Regions from separate parts of the Mus musculus genome. Here region 2 is linked to region 1. The links are chromatin loops, found by intact Hi-C in ENCODE. Cell type or tissue: heart. All regions are shown on one strand.

The links. A loop is a pair of places that touch in the nucleus more often than their neighbours do. Peaks named below come from ENCODE experiments on the same cell type or tissue, not always from the same donor. Only the 100,000 strongest peaks of a DNase experiment are listed, where the experiment ranks them.
Region 2: a loop joins it to region 1, with 1.8 times the contacts of the local background. A loop is called at or near these places in 2 of 42 quality-filtered maps.

Annotation. Positions count from the first base shown.
Region 1 is chr5:34,546,353-34,548,852 of GRCm38, reverse strand. It overlaps a transcript of Sh3bp2 not described here. Among named protein-coding and RNA genes, the nearest start is that of Sh3bp2, 2.0 kb to the left of the region's middle. In heart, a CTCF peak has its summit at 1,245 (motif pointing left); no DNase peak of the experiment used is centred here.
Region 2 is chr5:34,606,251-34,608,750 of GRCm38, reverse strand. The region is part of intron 4 of Add1 (adducin 1 (alpha)); the gene reads right to left. Among named protein-coding and RNA genes, the nearest start is that of Mfsd10, 30 kb to the left of the region's middle. In heart, a CTCF peak has its summit at 1,258 (motif pointing right); no DNase peak of the experiment used is centred here.

The sequences.
Region 1 (2,500 bases):
GTTTCTGGAGGAACATCTTACCCAGAACACTAAGCTGCCTCCTTCTTCCAGCCACCCTGCATTACAGATCCCCGTCTCTACTGCTTCTGAGCAGGCCACACCTCTCCCTGCCTCCCCCAATTTCCCTTCCTCACCTTCCAGCCAACACACCATTCCCATCACATCATTATTCTAAATGCCATGGACACAATCCTGCCGGGGGGGGGGCATTAAAGAGGGTCTCACTCTGTAGCCCTGGCTTGGCTCTACCTTGGCATCCTCCTGCCTCAGCCTCCCAAGTACTGGTATTGCTGCTGTACACTATCACACCTGGCAACACTCTAGCACTTCCTAATCCAGCCCTACCTCTACTTTCGACCTTTTAGATGTGCTTTGCTCTGCTGTGCACAGACTCTGCTCACCCAAGCCCACAAGAATTCACCTTAGTCCAGGTTGTTTCCACTGCCTGCTGCTGCAAGTAAAGTAATTTAGCCATTAAATATTAGATTCCAAGAGCACTAGTCATATACAAACTCGCAGAGCAAATCCAATGAGGCCAGCATCACCTCAATACCCAAACCCAGATGAAGCTGTCACAGACACGAAAGCTACAGACCAATAAGTCTCTGAGGATTTCTGTTTGTGTATCTTTTTTATGACAGAATAGCTCGGGCTGGCCTTGAACTTCTGATTTCCCTGCTTCCATATCCTAAGTTTGAGGATGACCACATCTGGCTTAAGCAGTGTTGAGGACTGAAACTAGACAGGAGTCTACCAACTGAGCCATATCCCCAGCCCCAAATCCCCTTCTGGGCACAGCATAAACATTCTCCACAAGATGCTAGCAAACTGAATCTAACAGCACATAAAAAAATACAATAATAAATAAATCTAAAAAGAAAAAAGAAGGGAAGAAAGAGAGAAAGGAAGGAAGGAAGGAAGGAAGGAAGGAAGAAAAACAGCAGAAGGGAACTCTCTAAACCTAACAAAGGCCATCTAAGAAAAGCCTACAGCTATTACAGCCGGAAGTAAAAGGCCGAACATTTTCAGTTTCCTGAAAGGCAGGAACAAGGCAAGGATCCCATTGCTTCTTTTCAACATTGTATGGAAAGTGTGGCCAAGGAAAGTATATAATAAAAAGAAATTGAATGTCAGGCTGGACAGGCAGTCAGTGGTTAGGAGCCTGACTGCTTTTACAGAGGATCCAGCACCCACAAGGAATCTCACATCTGTCTGCAGCTCCAGCTCCAGGGGACTTGATGCCCTCTTCTGGCCTCTACAAGCACTACATACATTTGCTGTGCAGACACAAGTAAATCAAGTGTCCAGATAAGAAAAACAAACAAACAAAAACAAAACCTAAGCAATGATTACATGGCTTTATGTAGCAAAAATTCCAAGGAAGTTATAAATTATCAGGACTAATAAGTGGGTTTTGCAAGGTAGAAGGATGTGCTAGCAACAAGTCTGGGAACAAATGAGGTTCAGCATTCCCTCTTCTGAGTACCCATGAATAGTAGCTGGTCCTATGTCCCCAGCCTGGGGCTAGTGACCCAGCCTTCCTTCCACCTGACACTGGCCATAGTAGGTTATCACTATCCCCCAAACTTACTTAGCCTGCAGGCCCTGCCCAGAGTGGGAAGCCAGAGTGCCCAGAGTAAACTAGACAGTTGCTTCTGGTGGGTAGTTGGTCTGAGGATTGTGGAAGGGAGCTGAAACAGAGCCCTGCTCTGATGTCTGGAGCTGCTGCAAGGAAAGATGTGCCTACCTCCCCCTGGCTGCATGTTTGGGTGGGGTTGGGTGCAAGAGTTAAGCGGTTTCAGCCCCATCTTGTTTCAACTCAGTGGCCAGCAGGAGACAGCCTAGCTACCACCTTCCTGTGGGCAGAATGAAAGCTTGTGGGCGGCCATTGAACACCTTGCTGGAGAGGATGTCATGAGAGCCAAGTGATACTCTACTTCATCTCTCCTAGGAACGTTCGCACTTCAGAACCGGAATCACAACCCCTCTCCAGATAAGCCCTGCCTGACACCAGGTGACCCTGCTCAGGAACCCAATACCAATCTAAGCTAGGAGCAGAAAGAGGATGTGCCACCTGGGGGGTGGGAGGCGGTTACTACCATGCTTTTCCTGGAGAGTTTTAGCTCAGCCTACAGAGTCCAGCGCCACCTGTGCCTGGGAAAGCTGGAGAGAAACTAAAGAACTCCTGGCTCGCCTGTGAACAGAATGAAGACTCTTAGCCGCCCACTAACCAGACTAGCCACCTCAGTACCCACAGCACCACCCCGGACCCAGGGACCTAATAGCACAATTCAACTCAACTGTCAGGGAACTGACAGTTCATGGAGCAGGGATGCCCAGTTCCCTTCTCTGTAGGAACAGCAACCTTGGTGGGCTGAGCCACCGTGGATGAGAGTTTTGAGGGATAGTATGGAGACATAAGTTCAAACCCCACTTGGCCCTCATCTTCCAATTAGGAAGTCCCTATCAGCAGAGGAGGCATGGAAGAGCCCAGTCCCCT
Region 2 (2,500 bases), 60 kb before region 1:
TATTACACACAGAATTCAGACATTAAATGAAAGAAGGATTTCAGAGCAGATTTCTTCAGTGGTGGTCTCTGTCAGTGCCCTTGTCTACCACCCCTCCTCTGTAATGAGGTTGGACAGCCTCAGACCCTCAGCCACTCCTAAAACCCAAGCCCACCCCAGCACTCAGGAGGAAGGGGTGGGCTGCCTGCTACAGAGATGGATACTATATCCCCCACATCCAATGCACTGGCCAGACTATCACCTCAGGGCTTAGCATTCCATGGAATCTAGACTGGAGCTGAGCCAATCCCCTGTGACGTTGTACAGGTGCTGAGACTTAACACGGGACAGAAAGGCCTGTGCACCAGCTAAGAATCACCAGGAGAGGATCCTCAGGCCAACATCCCAGCTGGGCCACCTGGCTTGTCCTTTCCCTTCTCCGAGGCTTCTCTAAATCTGATGCCACTTTAAAGATCTAAGTCCATGTATCCTCTCCAAGCCTCTAACACCTGTCAGCACTATAAAATCCCTGAGCAGAAAATCCCTGACCCTCTTCCCGAGTAAGGACAAAAGGACTCTCAGCACTTGTTTTTGCACTGATTCTGTTAATATTTCTTTCCTGTTAAGTATCTACATAATAATATCTGGATGGTGTGATGGTATCTAATATAGATGTCATAAATCTTAACAACAAAACCAAAATACTCTAAAAATACTTTAAAAAGCCAAAAGGGAAGGATGGATTCTTCTTCAAAGACTCCCTGATTTCAGTTCATAAAATAAGATCTTTTTGGTAACTTGAATTTTTAAACTCTGTATTAATAACCAAGCAAATCACTTATAGGCAGAACAGTAAACATTTAACTGGCATTTTAATTCTGTCAATGCCAAACAAATCACAGGGAGAGGTTTATAAGCTTAAGTCAAAGTTACTAAAATAGTATTCACAACAGGGTGAGTTATACACAGCATCTTAAAAACACACAAATCAGCTACAGTTAGCACCGGGCGCCACATTTCCTATCACAGCTTACCATCTGCCTAGAATCAGTCAGCATCAAATCTCCATCTGAGCTTTCTGTCCAGTCCAGTTAGCTGGAAAGGCCAGCACACAGTCAGTGGAAAATGACCAAAACTAACTGGACCTACTACTGTTCAGCTACCAAAGGTTTCTACTGAGTTCTTTTTCACAATTCTCCTAAAGTAATTTCGGTTCAGCCAGGGCTGGTCACCATTGAATAGTTCAGGGCATAACTAACACAGCGCCAGACACTGCTCCTGGTCCCAGGCCCACAAGAGGGAGTACCAAGCAGCTCTGCTTATAGAGCTGGTACTCCTGTGACAACTATGCCATCGACTGAACAGATGGGTGCCACTGCTACCTGGAAACACAAGACTGCATTCTAACAGCAATGGAGTGAGCAGACAGAGAGGAGGCAACCTGGCAACTGCAGTAAGGATTACGCCACACTGCTAACAGGAAAGCACTAGACCACAACTTCAGATTTCACATTCCTCTGGGCCCAGGAGGGAGCTGAACTAAGCACTCCTTACAAGTTCACACGTGGAAACCTCCACACGAGTATATGAAGAAAAGGCTTAAGCAGTCTAAGCACTGATAACATTTGCTACCCAAAAAAATAGCAGTACTGGCATGATTATGAATTTTTCTTTAGACCTCTGTAACACCTACAGAAGGTATACTCATTGCAATAAGCAGCTATTATGATGATAATTTTAAAAATTCAGTATTGTCAAGTTGGAGTCAGTCTGGGTCACATACTGAGTTAAAACCAGCCTCGAAAAGTAGTAAAAGTGGAGGCTGGAGAGATGCTCAGCGGCTAAGAGTGCTGTTTTCTCTTCCAAGGAGATCCAAGTTCAGTACCTACACCCACAGAGCCGCTTACAACGCCCTAACACTCTAGTTTCAAGGGATCCAACACAATCCTCTGGCCTTGTTGAGCATCTGCACATACACAGGAAGACAGACAGACAGACACACACACACACAAATAAATGTTTTAAAATAGTGAAGCTCTGGCTTTTATATTTATTCTAATATTTACATGGTGGCACACGCCTTTAATCACAGCACTCAGGAGGCAGAAGGAGACAGCGCTCTGAGTTCTAGGCCAGCGTGGTCTACAAAGTGAGTTCCAGGACAGCCAGGGCTACACACAGTACCAAAAAACAAAGACAAACAAAAAGTAAGGTTCTTAAAATCCAGGGTTGGAGGGAGGAACCAACAAGAAATTAAAACAAGCTTTAAAGTCAAAGGAAAGGAAATTCAGAGAAAAAGGAAAGAGAAAGCAAGTTGTCAGTGCCTTAAGAGCCTAGAAGGAGGCCGGGCAGTGATGGCGCACGCCTTTAATCCCAGCACTTGGGAGGCAGAGGCAGGGGGATTTCTGAGTTCGAGGCCAGCCTGGTCTACAAAGTGAGTTCCAGGACAGCCAGGGCTATACAGAGAAACCCTGTCTTAAAAAAACAAAAAAACAAAAACAAAAAAAAAAAAACAAAAAAC